2 separate regions of the Homo sapiens genome follow, and region 1 is linked to region 2. The links are chromatin loops, found by intact Hi-C in ENCODE. Cell type or tissue: MCF 10A. All regions are shown on one strand. Each heading gives the region's core, and the rest is flanking DNA. Links, peaks and the distances in the headings are about the cores only. Region 1 has its middle 430 kb from the start of MIR3914-1. Region 2 has its middle 280 kb from the start of GALNT17.

Region 1 (8,332 bases), core at 200-8,199, 880 kb before region 2:
CAGGGATTGTAAACGCGCCAATCAGCGCCCTGTCAAAACAGGCCACTCGGCTCTACCAATCAGCAGGATGTGGGTGGGGCCAGATAAGAGAATAAAAGCTGGCTGCCCGAGCCAGTATTGGCAACCACCTCGGGTCGTCTTCCATAGTGGGGAGTGTTTGTTCTTTTGCTCTTTGCAATAAATTTTGCTACTGTTCACTCTTTGGGTCCACGCTGCTTTTATGAGCTGTTACACTCACCGCGAAGATCTGCAGCTTCACTCCTGAGCCAGCGAGACCAAGGAAGAAACTCCGAACACATCTGAACATCAGAAGGAACAAACTCCAGACGCGCCACCTTAAGAGCTGTAACACTCACCGCGAGGGTCCGCGGCTTCATTCTTGAAGTCAGTGAGACCAAGAACCCACCAATTCCGGACACACTACTGCCTGCATTTCAGAATAGTAACCTCTGTGTGTACTGAGAAACCTTTACAGTCATTGATGCGGGAATGGCCTCAACACTTGACTACTCTCCTTTTACCGGGAATCCCATGAATAACAGAGAAGATAGGTTTTTTTGTTTTGTTTTTGTTTTTTTGAGATTGAGTTTCACTCCTGTCATCCACGCTAGAGTGCAATGGCGCCATCTCTGGCTCACTGCAACCTCTGCCTTTTGGGTTCAAGCAATTCTCCTGCCTCAGCCTCCTAGCTAGCTGGGATTACAGGTGCCCACCACCACACCCAGCCAATTTTTGTATTTTTAGTAGAGATGGGGTTTCACTGTGTTGGTCAGGCTGATCTCAAACTCCTGACCCCAGGTGATCCACCCGCCTCAGCCTCCCAAAGTGCTGGGATTACAGGCATGAACCAACACGCTTGGCCAGAAGAAAGCTTCAAAAAGAAAAGGGGAAAAAAAATCAGTGAGAACCTAGGCAATGAAACCTTCTCCCAGGGCAGCTGTGTTCCTGACTTTGTAAACTTCTGACTTCTGTACCATGGGCCTGAGTGGGGGGAGGCGGGGGGAGGCGGGGGTAGCCTGGGAGAGCAGGGGCTATAGGCAGAATGTCTATCTTATGAATAGGAGAAGGGGAGCTCTGTTGCTTCTGAAGCATCCTGAGGGTGTGGGAGTGGACCTCACTCTAGGGTGGGTGCTCAGAAAAGCTATGTTGAAGAGAATTTGCATGAGTCAGAGTTACGCCAGTAAGGAAGATGTTATTCAAGATGATAGGGGAAGCTAACCCCGACTCTGCTGACACCATGGGCTGGAGGGCTTCTAAGCATAAGCACTGGGGTGCCCTAGTGCAAAAGTCCTGGAGGATGTTGGGGTAAGGTTGCTTGGTGGGATGTGCCAAGTACATTGAGTTGTTCCAGAGTTTGCAAATGTTTTTTTCTGTGATTGGGTCATCTGTGGTTGCTGGGCTCAAGCGATCCTCCTGCCTCATCGCCTCAGCCTCCTGAATAGCTGGGACTACAGGTACGCACCCCCCATGCCTGGCAGTGTTTCTTCAAGTTAATGGTAGAAGAGAAGGGAGGTCGGGGTGAGAGTCAAGAAGCCCATCTAAAGTCCAGTCAAGCTGAGTCTAGGTCAACCGTGTCCTTGCCCCTGAATTCCACAACTTCTGTTTCCTCTTGGAGGATCCTCTCAGTTGTGACACTTTGCCTTTTGCCCACTAGATGGCACTGCTGCAGTGCTTGCTTCAGAAACCTAGGCGATGGGAAACCGTCAGAGACCCAGGCAGGACCTTGGTGGCAAGAAGATTTTAATGCACAAATCTCCTCTACTCAGTGGCTTGTCTCTGGATTTCTCTCTATGGTGTTCATGGGGCCCTGAATGCCATATTTAAACTTAGAGTTTTGCTGAAGCACACAGCCCTGTCGTAAAAGCGATTGTATGCAGATTAGGGTTTCCCTGCTCATGCTTGCCTTTGGGATGTGGGCCACCAGGATTGGCCTTTGCTTGAGTGTCCTGATGGGCAGAGTTAACCAGCTCCTGGATGGCTCATGACCTCAGCGCTCTCGTGATAGCCACAAGAGTTGATCCTTGCTCTGCAACCCAAAGACTTGATCTGTTGTATCTGAAGGATATGACCACAGAGGTGGGCGTTTATTTTATTTTATTTATTTACTTACTGAGACAGAGTCTCACTCTGTTGCCCAGGTTACAGTGCGTTGGTGCAATCCTAGCTCACTGCAGCCTCGAACTCCTGGGCTCAAGCCATCCTCCCACCTCAGCCTCCAGAGTAGCTGGGACTGCAAGTGTACACCACTATGCCCGGCTAATTTTTTTATTTTTGTAGAGATGGAATCTTGCTATGTTGCCCAAGCTGGTCTTGAATGCCTGGCCTCAAGTGATCCTCCCACCTCAGCCTCCCAAAGTGTTGGGATTACAGGTACGTACCTTTGACCCAGTATATGGCAAAATTTGAAGCTTAGAATCAAGAAAGCTGAAAGCAAAGACAAAATGGGAGGGTTCTGTTATCAGGACAGAGTCTAGAAAACCCCCTGCAGAGATTTCGCCAGGGCGTGGCTGAATCACTCTGGAGCACATCCTAGGTGACAAACAGGCTCTCATACCCTCTTCTGACCTGAGCCCCCTCCAGGGACCCAGGTATGAAAGGTGGCTGTGATAACCCAGGAAATGAGCCTGGGATATCGTCAGGTTACCTGGGATAGTTAAGAGGTCTGGGGTGGACAGATGGAATGAGATAAAGTCCCTTGCATGGTATCCAGCATGTAAGGCATTTTGGTTGCTATTCTTTAAAAATGGATTACTGTTACTATTCTTAGTGACCAGGGGATCCATACTTTGAATTGCTACCTGCCTTTAATACTTTTGGGGGTTTCACCTCTGAGGATGGTGTCTGACATCTTGCTGTGCCCTAGCAAGGTAAGATGTGAGCAAGAACGCTACCTCGGCGGCTTCTTTTATTTTTAAAATTTTATTTATTTTTTAAAAATAAAGGCCAGGCACGGTGGCTCACACCTATAATCCCAGCACTTTGGGAGGCCGAGGCGGGTGGATCACAAGGTCAGGAGTTTGAGACCAGCCTGACCAATGTGGTGAAACCCCATCTCTACTAAAAATTCAAAAGTTAGCCAGGCATGGTGGCGCACACCTGTAATCCCAGCTACTCAGGAGGCTGAGGTAGGAGAATCACTTGCACCCGGGAGGCGGAGGCTGCAGTGAGCCGAGGTCGCACTACTGCACTCCAGCCTGGGAGACAGAGTGAGATTCCGTCTCTAAAAATAAAAATAAAAATAAAAATAAAAATAAAAATAGAGATGAGGTCTCGCTATGTTGCCCAGGCTGGTCTCGAACTCCTGGCCTCATGTGATCCTCTCACCTTGGTCTCCCAAAGCTCTGGGATTATAGGCATGAGCCATGGTGCCCAGCCCTCTGCAGCTTAACAAGTTCATGGGACTCATCAGGGCTTCATGTGTAGGATTCAGGGAATCTATGAGCTTGGATGGGAAAATTATTCCCTTTGTTTCGTTTACCTCTAAATGAAAGATAACATTTCCTTTAATTATGAATGTAAACAACAAACCACTGTAGACAAAACAGAACCTGACCTTTTGTCACCAACAGAAATCACAGATTTTTTGTCAAATTATAGGTGCTGCAGAAATCTTGTAATAACATTGATGCTCATACAACTTTGAAATTATAGCGAGTAGACCCATCACTTATGGTCTATTTAATGCATTAATCAAAAGTACATATAGTTCTAATAAAGTATACATTATTTATTTATTTTCTTTCTTTCTTTTTTTTGAAAAGATACAAGTTCTCACTTTGTCTCACAGGCTGGAGTGCAGTGGTGCCATCATAGCTCACAGCAACCTCGAACTCCTGGGCTCAAGTGATCCTCCCACCTCTTGGGTAATATCTTTATAGCAGTGTGAGAAAGGACTAATAACATTTCACAGTCTTAAACTCTAGATTTTTTTTTACAGTGATGCATTTTTTCACTTCAGCCTCCTAGGTAGCTGGGACCACAGGTGGGCCAACATGTCCAGATAATTCTTTTTTTTTTTTTTTTTTTTTTTTAGAGATGGGGTCTTGCTATGTTGCCCAGGCTGATCTGGAACTCCTGGTTTCAAGCCGTCCTCCTGCCTCTGGAAGGCCCCCAAATGCCTGGAGGTACAAGGCCAACCCAGGGCTGGTACCATGCGTCGCAGCACAGGCCAGGTCATAGAAGGGAACGTGTTCGCTAGCTCTGGTCTCCTCTGACCACCCCTCATCCCCATCCGCATCGCTGCTCCGCCGGGGAGAAATCAATGAAGCCTCACAACCCTCCTGCTTTCCTTCATTTCAGGGGAAAGGAAGCAGCGGAATCAAGGCCAGGCGCCAGCAGGGGGCGCTAGAGCATCGGTCTTCAGAGCCCGGCTTCCCAGCTGAGCTCCCGCGCGGGACGTCCAAGGAGCAGACACCTGCTCAGGGCGCCTCCCTCCTCGGGGGGCCTGCGGGTGCTCCAAACACCCGGCCAGACCTAGCCTTGGGCAGCCTAGGCCGCTTCACAGCTTGCTGTCGCTGTATACCTTAAAATTTGCATTCCCTTCAACAGGTTAGGTAGGACATTAGGGGGAAGCCACGACCAGAATGCAGTTCAGATTTCCAGCGGGGGCGCTGCGCCTGCAGGTGCTGGGAGAGCCAGCCCGCACCCCTCCCTTGCAAGACTGGCACTCCCTGTGTCTCCCTCTCCCTCCCTCCCTCCCTCCTTCCCTTGCTCCCTCCCTCCCTCCTTCCCTTGCTCCTTCCCTCCCTCCTTCCCTTGCTCCCTCCCTCCCTCCTTCCCTCCTTCATTTTTCTTCCCTCTTTCCTTCCTACTTTCCTCTCTCCTTCCTTTTCTTTCTCCTTCTCCCTTTTCTTTCTTTTTATCCTTCTTTCCCTCTTTTATCTTTCCTTCCTTCCTCCCTTCCTTCCACTCTCTTTGGCTTTCTCTGTAAATATTTCTCTCTTGTCTCTATTTTTCTAATTCCTTATTTATTTCTCCCTGTCACTCTGTACTTGTTTCTCTGTATCTCTTTATCTCTTTTCATCTCTCCTGTCCCTTTCTGCCTCTTTCTCCTTTTCCCTCTCCCTCTCTCTGTTACACACACACACACACACACACACACTCATGATTTTCTCCTAGGCCTGCAGCTCTTTGAGGCTGGAGGCCAGCCCTGCAGCTCATGAAATCCGGGAATCCGCAGGGATTGCAGTGGGTGGGCAGCCTCTTTAATAATTGCTTCCATAGTCAAATACTGCAGGCCCTTTTGTGACTCCTCCTCCAGGCAGACTCACCACAGGGCACAATGCAGCCTGCATTGTAGGTGGTGGTGTGCAAATCCACAGGTGCTAGCATCTCACAGAACATTCTCCTTCTACCACCAATGACCCGAGTCACCTGGGATAAGGTACTGAACCTCTCTGGGTCTGTTTCCTTGTTTAAATGGGCCTCTCCAAATTAGATTAAATCTTGTATCTAAACAGGGGTCTTGTGAGACTACTATGTGTGGAAGACAGTGTGGGGTTTTTGATTTGTTTTAGTTTGTTTTTTGAGATGGTCTTGCTCTGTCGCACAGGCTGGACTGCAGTGGTGCTATCATGGTTCGCTGCAGCCTGGATTCCCTGGACTCAAGCGGTCCTCCAACCTCAGCCTCCCGAGTAGCTGGGACCACAGGCATACGCCACCACACCTGGCTAATTTTTTGTATTTTTTGTAGAGACGAGGTCTCACTATGTTGTCCAGGCTGGTCTCAAACTCCTAAGTTCAAGCAATCTGCCCACCTTGGCCTCCCAGAGTGCTGGGATTACAGGCGTGAGTCGTCCTGCCCTGCCTGTAGACAGCTTTTGAAATGGCTCCCAGCGACGGCTGCCTCTTGTTGTTCACACCCCTCTATAATCCCCTCCCTTTGCGATGGGCCAAACTGAGAGACTCACTTCTAGCAAAAAGATTATGGCAAAAGTATGGGATTTCACTTCTGAGATTTGGCTACACAAAATTGATTTCCGTCGGGCCAGCTCTTCTCAAAGGTGCTCCTTGCTCACGTGCTTTGATGAAACTGTACTGTCATGAGCTGCCCTACAAAGAGGCCCACATGGTGAGGAACTCAGGCCTCTGGCCTCTGGCCAACAGCCAGTAAAGAACAGAGGGTCTCAGGCCAACTGAATCATCCCAACAATCGTGAATCTTGGAAAGGAATCTTCCCTCAGTTGAGCTTTCAAATGTCTCCAGCTGTACCCGACATCTTAATTGCAGCCTGGGAGAGCCCCTGAAGCAAAGGACTCCCCAAAGCTGCCTTCAGGAGATGACCCCCAGAGACTATGAGGTGATAAATGCTGTTGTTTTAAGTCACTGGATTTTGGGAGAATTTATTATGCAGAAATAGATAACTAACACAATATGTAAAAGATGTTGTGTTATAGCTAGAGCAGGCTAAAGTGCAGTAACAAATAACCCCAGACATGAAATGGCTCAACAAAACAATCCTGGTTTGGTATTCAGGTCAATGAGGAGGGTCTCTTTCATTCAGATATTTAGGGACTTAGATTCCTTCCCCCTTATGGCTCTACCATCCCCTAAGGCCCTGTTGTTTTCTGCATCCAGCCCAGAAGGAGAAAGGGAGCGTGGTCAAGGCAAAGTCACCCCACAAAAGCGCAGCCCCAAAGAGCTACCTGTGATATCTACTCACATTCTTTTGGGGAAAGTTATTATTATTATTATATATTTTTTTGAGATGGAGTCTTGCTGTGTCATCCAGGCTGGAGTGCAGTGGTGAGATCTCGGCTCACTGCAACCTTCACCTCCCAGGTTCAAGTGATTCTCCTGCCTCAGTCTCCCAAGTAGCTGAGATAATAGGTGCACATCACCACACCCAGCTAATTTTTTTGTATTTTTAGTAGAGGTAAGGTTTCACCATGTTGGCCAGGCTGGTCTCAAACTCCTGACCTCAAGTGATCTGCCCACCTAGGCCTCCCAAAGTGCTGGGATTACAGGCATGAGCCACTGTGCCTGGCCTCTCTTGGGGAAAATTATATCGCATGTTTCCACTTACTTTCTAAGGAGATTGAGAGCTATATCTACTGATGGTGGCTCCAATCTTAGAATGCATAGTATAGGCCTAGCCTCAAACTACTCAATATATATTGGCCCTAGGGAGTCTGGCCCTACCTAGGTTCTTCGTCTCCATGTCACCTCTCCTGACACTGAAATTGTCAGGGACTTGTCTACTGAGAAGTTCTTTCCTTTTTCTTTTTCTTTTTCTTTTTCTTTTTTTTTTTTTGAGATGGAGTCTCGCACTGTTGCCTGGGCTGGAGTGCGATGGTGCGATCTTGGCTCACTGCAACCTCCGCCTCCTGGGTTCAAGCAATTCTCCTGCCTCAGCCTCCCAAGTAGCTGGGATTACAGGCACCTGCCACCATGTCCGGCTAATTTTTTATATTTTTTTTAGTAGAGACGGGGTTTCACCATGTTGCCCAGGCTGATCTCAAACTCCTGACCTTGTGATCCACCTACCTCAGCCTCCCAATCCTTTTTTCATCTCGTACGTGGCCCATGTGTCCTCATGCTGCCTAACCACAGCCTGGGAGAATCTTCTCTCCTCTGGCCTGCTTCTACTCAGGCTGTAGATTTGACAGAGTGTTTGATCTGCTTCAGTGAGTGGCTTTTGTGTGGGGCAGTGGTTGATTTATTTCTAACTCACCTACAAAATTATGAGCTCCGGAATGTTTCCACCCAACACTACATCTTCATCTTCAGGTCAAACCATTGTACCCGAATTTTAGACTACACTGTTTCTGAATCAGCAGAAATCTGCTCCTGGAGCAATAAAGATGATGTTCAATGGCATATGAAGAAATCCAGATGACTGGCATAAACCAAAGGTTCATTTTCCACTTTATTTTTCTCTCTTGTAAAGAAACTCTTAAGTAGGCAAAGCCAGAGTTAGTATGGTAGCTTCATCAGGAGCCTTGATATTTCTTTCTTTTTTTTTTCTTTTTGTTGAGACGGAGTCTCACTCTGTCGCCCAGGCTGGAGTGCAGTGGCGTGATCTTGGCTCACTGCAAGCTCCACCTCCCGGGTTCACGCCATTCTCCTGCCTCAGCCTCCCAAGTAGCTGGGACTATAGGTGCCTGCCACCACGCCTGGCTAATTTTTTGTATTTTTAGTAGAGACGGGGTTTCACTGTGTTAGCCAGGATGGTCTCGATCTCCTGACCTCGTGATCCTCCCACCTCGGCCTCCCAAAGTGCTGGGATTACAGGCGTGAGCCACTGTGCCAGGCTGAGCCTTGATATTTCTACTGCACCATTTCAAAGCCACTTTTATCTTTGCAAAATAGTTTGCAAGATGGTTGCTGCAGC
Region 2 (8,332 bases), core at 6-8,005:
CTCTGTGCAACCATTAAACATCCTTGCACCTCAGAGGTCTGTCCTTCCAGAGGTCAAAGTACCCTGATTCCAACCATAAAATCCCCACAAATTGAAGACTTGTCTGATTATCCTGACTTGGGGCTGGTTAATGGCTGAGCCAGAAATTGGGCCTTGTACTGAAGCACTTGGAGGCCAAGCTGAATTGTCCTGCGTGCAGACACCATGACTGAGAAGATGACTTCAATTAAAATGGAGTTAATTAAGCTTTGAGTCTTGAAATCTCTACTGAATCACTAAATTGGAAGGATGAAATAAACCCTCTACTCACTCAGCAGCGTTGGGTGAAGGGTCCAATGATGGGATCAGGCCCTACAGATAATATTTCCCCTTAGAGGGTCCGGTTTTTTCCTCCCTTAGGATATTGGGTGCAGAAAGTTAAGCCAATCCTAACACTCAGCTTGCAATCATTCTGACGTAACATAGTAGCTGTCTCACGAGTCCGTGTGAAGAGATCACCAAACAGGCTTTGTGTGAGCAACAAGGCTGTTTATTTCACCTGGGTGCAGGCTGGCTGAGTCCGAAAAGAGAGTCAGCAAAGGGTGGTGGGTTATCATTACTTCTTATAGGTTTTGGGACAGGCAGTGGAGTTAGGAGCAATGTTTTGCGGGCAGGGGATGGATCTCACAAAGTACATTCTCAAGGGTGGGGAGAATTACAAAGAACCTTCTTAAGGGTGGGGGAGATTACAAAGTATATTGATCAGTTAGGGTGGGGAAGAAACAAATCACAATGGTGGAATGTCATCAGTTAAGGCTATTTTCACTTCTTTTGTGGATCTTCAGTTGCTTTAGGAGATCTGGATGTAGACGTGCAGGTCACAGGGGATATGATGGCTTAGCTTGGGCTCAGAGGCCTGACAGTGGCCTCTCTTCACTCCCCTCCCACTCTCCAGACCCCACCACCAGAAGCATCCATCCTGATGGGTTTAATGTATCTTTGGATATATGTTCCTCTGTGTGTGTGTGTGTGTGTGTGTGTGTGTGTGTGTGTGTGTGTGTGTGTGTTGCTGTTTTGTGTATGCATTTATCTTCAGTTTATGTAAGTATCTCCTTCTGTTTGTTGTGCTGTTTCACTCAATGCTGCTTGTCGTTTAGCGTGGTTTATTGTTCTGTGCTATATATTAATCCTGTGTCAGGAGTGTCAGAGCTGTTTGAAACAGAGCTACTCCATCTTGAATAAGAGCTGGGTAAATAAGACTGAAGCTTACTGGGCTGCATTCCAGGGAAATTAAGGCATTCTAAGTCACAGGATGAGATGGGAGGTCAGCACACGATACAGGTCGCAAAGACCTTGTTGATAAAACAGTTGCAGTAAAGAAGCCAGCCAAATCCTGTCAAAACCAACATGGCGACTAAGGTCACCTCTGATTGTCCTCATTGCTCATTATATGCTAATTAAAATGCATGAGCACGCAAAAGACAGTCCCAGCAGTGCCATGACTGTTTGCAAATGCCATGGCAACACCAAGAAGTTACCCTATATGGTCTAAAAAGGGAAGGAACCCTCAGTTACAGGAACTGCCCACCCCTTTCCAGGAAAACTCATGAATAAACCACCCCTTGTTTAGCGTATAATCAAGAAAGAATGATAACATTAAATATAGTTAACCAGCAGCCCTTGGGGCTGCTCTGCCTATGGAGTAGCCATTCTTTATCCCTTTACTTTCTTAATAAACTTGCTTTCATTTTACTGTATGGATTCACCTTGATTTCCTTCTTGTGCAAGATCCAACAACCCTCTCTTGGGGTCTGGATCAGGACCCCTTTCTAATAACAGGGGGATTTGGCTCTCTCTACCTCCCCACTTCAACTACCAATGCCATGATGACATTGTTACATGGATCTCCCTTGTAGAGATACAGTGGGGTTGATGGGCATGCAGTCTACCCATTCTTAATTCCAGTAACTCCTACCAGGGTGCTCCCCTGAACACTGCATCAAGATATCCTCCCATCAACAGTGGATACATATCAATTGCCAGTTCCTCTATCCTCACCAACACTTGGCTTTATCTACCTTTCTAAATCTGCCAAATCTGATTGGTGTGAATAGTATCTCACTCATGTTATAAATTCTGTGATCACTAGGGATGTTGAGCAGTTCTTCATGTTCACATTAGCCATTTGCATTTCTGCCTCAATGAATTCTTATCATTTGCCCACTTCTCAAATGGATTTCTAGGAGGCTTTAGTTGGATTTCTTTCCAACCTTATGTAAAATTCTTTTTTTTCTGACAAAAAAATGCCATTTAGAAAGGAATTTCTTACCTAGAATAACTATTAATCCCTTGTTTGTTTTTAATGTTAAAAATATATTTTTTAATCTGTTAACTCTGCCTGTAAGTTCTTCGTTAAATAGAAATTCTTAATTTTGATTTACAACTTAGAGTTTTGCATTGGTTAGCACAGGCTGAGCTGTGTAACAGATAGACTCAAACATGTATTAAGTGACTTAACACAATAGAAGCTTATTTCTCTCTCACACAGCAGTCCACCATAGTTCCGAGCCATCAACAGGGAATAAGGTTGGGGGTTTTATTCTCTGTTGATGGCTCACAGGCTGAGTCACAGGTTGACATGGCCCCACCATCTTCATCCTTGTAGTTGTCATTCTAGTTGTCATGAGGGGATGGCTGGCCCTGCTGTTTTCTACCCTGCGGTAGTTCCTAGGAGGTGAGCAATATGCTGAAAGCAATATGGGAAGAGAAAGGAAATGAGCAAAGATCTCAACCCCAACCTAATGAAGAAAATAAAAATATTTTACCCCAAAATATATTTCTTTGGCATAACTTGAAATAGCTGCTGCAGAGCCAGCAAATAGAGTTGGCCTTGCAAAGCTGTCTTTGTGGGGAAAATTTGCATCTGTAGAGAATCTTCATTAACATAGCCACATGTCCCCCTTTCTATGCCTTTTTTAGATCTAGGAGTGATTGAGAATCTGACACCTTTAAACCTTTGAAAAGAAACTTACTATCTAGTCACTCTGAGGGAGACTTCATCTACATAACAAGGCCACCTTTGGAGCCAAGCCTCTTCCTTTCTTCTTCCCATAAACTGTCTTGCCACTAAAACCTATTTTGGACATATTCTGAGTCTGGATTCTTTCTGTAATTTCAAGATGGCAGATTAGCTTCTGCCACCTATTGGGAAGCTGGATCTTCATACTGAAGGCTCTCGTGTATACACATTAAATAAATTTGTATGCCTTTCTCCGATAACTCAATCAGCCTTGTGACAGTAATTTTTTAGCTAACCTGTAGGGGGGCCAATAGCCCTGGCCCCCACCCTAATCTCTGTGGCTGCCTTTCCCTCCCCTGTGGGGCCCAACCACCCTCTGACTCCTCTGACTCCTCTTTTTATATTAGACTCTGAAATCCATAAAACACTTCTTCCTTCTGTGACTTCTCCAAATGTTGGAGGAAGACAGTTGTCTGTGTTCATTCACCATCTTGTTAGAAATCCAAAAAATGCATCTAGAGTCTTACATTTCTCCAGAGAAGTGAAACAGTCATCTGTCTGCTCATACGCCCCCTAAGAGTTTCTTCCTGGAGTAGCCTAAATATATCTCCTCTTCCCAACTCCACAACCAACTTTTCTTAACCATTCTAATCTCAAGATCACTGATTCTCCTCAAAGAGATTTGAGCAGCCTTTTTCTATAACTCTGTAAATACACTCAAGTCAGTAACCCAATCCTGCAATTGTACTTTTTGTACATAGAAGCCTATTGCTGCAGGAAAAGAGCACAGAGAAAACTTAAATTCACTGATCAAGTTTATCCACCTGCTGCCTATGGAAATTGTTCCAATGGGCTGGTGCAGAGCGCCCCCTGGTGGCCAGAGTTCAGTTTTTCTCCAGGTGTTCTTAGCGATTCCCTCCAGGACAATTTTATGGGTTTTCTGTTGTTTTGTTTTTGAGTCAGAGTCTCACTCTGTGCCCTGGGCTGGAGGGCAGTGGTGCAATTATGGCTCACTGCAGCCTGAAACTCCTGGGCTCAAGCGATCCTCCTGCCCCAACCTCCCAAGTGGGTGGGACCACAGTTATGTGCCACCACGCCCAGCTATTTTTAAAATTTTTTTGTAGAGACGGGGTCTCGCTATGTTGCCAGGCTGGTTTCAAACTCCTGCCCTCAAGCGATCCTCCCACCTCCGCCTCACAAACTACTGGGATTACAGGTGCTGCCCCCAGCCCCCGGGATGTTTTTCTGTCTCCTCGAGACCTCCTGCACTCCCCAGCTACACTGGCTGCTTCTCACCTTTGATTTTTAACTACCACCCACCCAGATGCAAAGAACTTGGAACATACACCTCCAGCCTGACTTTCCCCTGAACTCTAGACCATGCATCTGACCACCTCCTAGACTTCTGTCCCTAGAAGCTCCATGGACCGGCAGCTCAGACTCAACATGCCCCACCTGGAACCCATCATTTCCCCCTAGCCGGCTCCCTGTGTACTCCTGACCTCAAGGGCTGACACCACTATCTTCTGCAGAGTCACACTGACTCCCCTTCCCCTCGTGATCTGCTGTGGGTTGAATCATGCCCTCCAAAAAGACAAGTTGAAATTCTAAGTCTTCATACCTGTAACTGACACAGTATTTGGAAATAGAGACTTTGCAGATGTAATTAAGATGTAAATCAACTCATGCCTGTAATCCCAGTGTTTTGGGAGGCAGAGGCAGGACAATTGCTTGAAGTCGGGAATTCAAGACCAACCTGGGCGACATAGCAAGACACACCTCTACAAAAAAAAAAAAAAAAAAAAAAATTATCTGGGCATTGTGGCTTATGCCCATAGTCCCAGCTACTGGAGAGGCCAAGGCAGGAGGATCGCCTGACTCCAAGAGTTTGAAGCTGCAATGAGCTATGATTGTGCCACTGCACTCCAGCCTGGGTGACAGAGTGAGACCCTATCTCAAAAACAAAGAAACTGGCCGGGCACGGTGGTTCACACCTGTAATCCCAACACTTTGGGAGGGCGAGGCGAGCAGATCACCTGAGGTCAGGAGTTCAAAACCAGCCTGGCCAACATGGCGAAACCCCATCTCTACTCAAATATAAAAATTAGCCAGGTGTGGTAGCGTGCCCCTATAGTCCCAGCTACTTGAGAGGCTGAGGCAGGAGAATCGCTTGAACTCGAGAGGTGGAGGTTGCAGTGAGCTGAGATGGCACCATTGCACTCCAGCCTGGGCAACAGGAATGAAATTCCGTCTCAAAAAAAAAAAAAGAAAAGAAACAAGCAAATAAATAAATAAATGAAAGTTGAGATCACACCAGAGCAGGATGGGCCTCTATTCCAATATGACTAGTGTCCCTATAATAGAGAAACAGAGAAGCACACAGGGAGAGCTCCATCTGGCAACCCAGGCAGGACTGGAGTGACACAGCTACCAGCCAGAGTAACAGAGATTGCTGGCCACAAGCAGGAGCCCAGAAGAGGCAGAGAAGGATTCTCCTAGAGTCACAGACAGAGCAGGGCCCTGCTGACCCCTGGATTTTGGACTTCTAACCTCCAGGACTGTGAGAGAACACATGTCTGTTGTTTCAAGCCACCCACTGTGTGGTACAAGCACAGATCGTGTCATTGCACTTGGCTTTACTGAGCTTCGCATATACTGTCCTTACGAATGGCAGGTTTGTGGCAATCCCGCCTCAAGCAACGCTCTAGGCACTGTTTTTTCAACAGCACATGCTCACTTCATATCTCTGGGTCACGTTTTGGTAACCATCACAGTATTTCAAACTTTTTCATTATGATTATATGTGTTATGGTGATCTGTGATGAGTGATCTTAGATGTTACTGTTGCAGTTGTTTTGGAGCAGTACAAACCCTACAAGGTAGAGAAATGAACTGATGCGTGTTCTGACTGCTCCTCTGACCAGCTGCTCCCCATCTCTCTCTTTCTTTGGGCCTCCCCATTCCCAGGGACACAGCAATATTGAAATTAGGCCAACTAATAACTTTACAATGTCCTCCAAGTTGTTAAAGCAAACTAAATATGGCCCTAGAAGGACTCCGTACTTCTATATTGGAGTCCTTATGGATGAACTCTAACCTATCTTAATAGTCAGGCGAGATGGGAAACCTAATTCAGGAGTTGGCACCTGTAACAATAACTGAGTCTTGGCCAATCCCTGCAGCCATACTTCAACCACTCGTAGACTGCTAAGTGTTCACACTGTGTTCAAATAAGGCAAACGCCAACCTGTAACCAATCCAGCTGTTTCCGTACCTCGTTGCCAATGTCTGTACTTTTTTTTTTTTCTATAAATCTTCTTTCACCACGTGGCTATGCTACAGCCTCTGTGAATCAGCTGTGATTCTGGGGGCTGCCCAATTCACAAATCGTTCATTGCTCAATTGAACACCTTTAAATTTAATACGGCTGAAGTTTGTTTGTTTGTTTGTTTAATCAAAGTGTTCAAGTGAAAGGAAGAGTCACACATCTCCCACTTCACATCAAAAGCTAGAAATGATTCTGCTTAGTGAGGAAGGCAGGCCAAAAGTCAAGACAAGCTGAAAGCCAGGCCTCTTGCACCAAACAGATAAACAAGTTGCAATTGCAAAGGAAAGTTCTTGAAAGAAATTAAAACTGCTACTGCAGCAAACACATGAATAAGAAAGTGAAGCAGCTGTATTGTTGGTGTGGAGAAAGTTTTAGTGGTATGGATAGAAGATCAAACCAGCCGCAACATTCCCTGAACCAAGATCCAATCCAGAGCAAGTCCCTCATTCTCTTCAATTCTAGGAAGGCTGAAAGAGGCGAGGAAGCTGTAGAAGAAAAGTCTGAAGCTAGCAGAGCTTGGCTCATGAGGTTTAAGGAAAGAAGCTGTCTCCATCACATAAAAGTGTAAGGGGGAGCTGATGGAGAAGCTGCAGCAAGTTATCCAGAGGCTCTAGCTGTACTCATGGATGAACGTGGATACACTCAACAACAGATTTTCAATATAGACAAAACAGCTTGAGATTAGAACATGATGTCATCTAGAACTTTCATAAACAAAGAGAAGAAATCAACGCCTGGCTTCAAAGCTTCAAAGGACTGTCTGACTGTCTAGCAGGGGGCTAATGCAGCTGGTGACTCCAAGTTGAAGCCAGTGCTCATTTACCATGCTGCAAATTCTAGGGTCCTTCAGAGTGATGCTAAATCTACTCTGCCTGTGCTGTAGAAATGGAACAAAGAAGCCTGGAAGGCAGCACATCTGTTTACAGCATGGTTTACTGAACACTTCAAGCCTCCTATTGAGAACTACTGCTCAGAAAAGAAGATTCCCTTAAAAATACTATTGCCCACTGACAATGCACTTGGTAACCCAAGAGCTCTGATGAAGATGTACAAAGAGTTGAATGTCGTTTTCATGCCTGCTAACACATCCATTTTGCAGCCCGTGGATCTCGGAGTAATTTCAACTTTCAAGTCTTACTATTTAAGGAATACATATCATAAGGCTATAGCTGCCACAGATAATGATTCCTTGAATAGATCTGGGCAAAGAAAATGAAAGCACCTTTCTGGAAAGTATTCACCATTCTAGATGCCATTAACATTTGTGGGGGCTGGGTGTGGTGGCTCACGCCTGTAATCCCAGCACTTTGGGAGGCCGAGGCGGGCAGATCACGAGGTCAAGCGATCCAGACCATCCTGGCCAACATGGTGAAACACCGTCTCTACTAAAAGTACAAAAATTGGCTGGGCGTGGTGGCACTCGCCTGTAGTCCCAGCTACTCGGGAGGCTGAGGCAGGAGAATTGCTTGAACCCGTGAGGCAGAGGTTGCAGTGAGCTAAGATTGTGCCACTGCACTCCAGCCTGGTGACAGAGCAAGACTCTGTCCAAAAAAAAAGAACATTTGTGAATTCATGGATTCATGGGAGGAGGTCAAAATATCAACATGAACAGGAGTGTGGAAGAAGTGGATTCCAACCCTCATGGATGAGTTTGAGGGTTTCAAGGCTTCAGTGGAGGAAGGAACTGCAGATGTGGTAGAAATAGCAAGAGAACTAGAATTAGAAGTGGAGCCTGCCGATGGGACTGAATTGCTACAATCTCATGATCAAACGTGAACAGATGAGGAGTTGCTTCTTATGGATGAGCAGAGAAAGGGGTCTCTTAAGATGGAATTCGCTCCTGGTGAAGATGCTGTGAACACTGTTGAAATGGCAACAAAGGATTTAGAATATTCCATAAACTGAGTTGATTAAGCAGCGGCAGAGTTTGTGAGCCCTGGCTCCAACTTTGGAAGAAGTTCTACTCTGGGCAAAATGCTACCAAATAGCATCACAGGTTACAGAGA

Evidence for each region. A loop is a pair of places that touch in the nucleus more often than their neighbours do. Peaks named below come from ENCODE experiments on the same cell type or tissue, not always from the same donor. Only the 100,000 strongest peaks of a DNase experiment are listed, where the experiment ranks them.
Region 1: a loop joins it to region 2, with 15 times the contacts of the local background. A loop is called at or near these places in 99 of 110 quality-filtered maps.

Annotation. Positions count from the first base shown.
Region 1 is chr7:71,729,466-71,737,797 of GRCh38, reverse strand. No RefSeq gene overlaps it. Among named protein-coding and RNA genes, the nearest start is that of MIR3914-1, 430 kb to the right of the region's middle. RefSeq lists an enhancer at 4,346-4,535. In MCF 10A, for the core only: CTCF peaks have their summits at 1,657 (motif pointing right) and 4,348 (motif pointing right); no DNase peak of the experiment used is centred there.
Region 2 is chr7:70,852,650-70,860,981 of GRCh38, reverse strand. No RefSeq gene overlaps it. Among named protein-coding and RNA genes, the nearest start is that of GALNT17, 280 kb to the left of the region's middle. RefSeq lists enhancers at 1,879-2,828, 7,086-7,255. In MCF 10A, for the core only: a CTCF peak has its summit at 3,851 (motif pointing left); no DNase peak of the experiment used is centred there.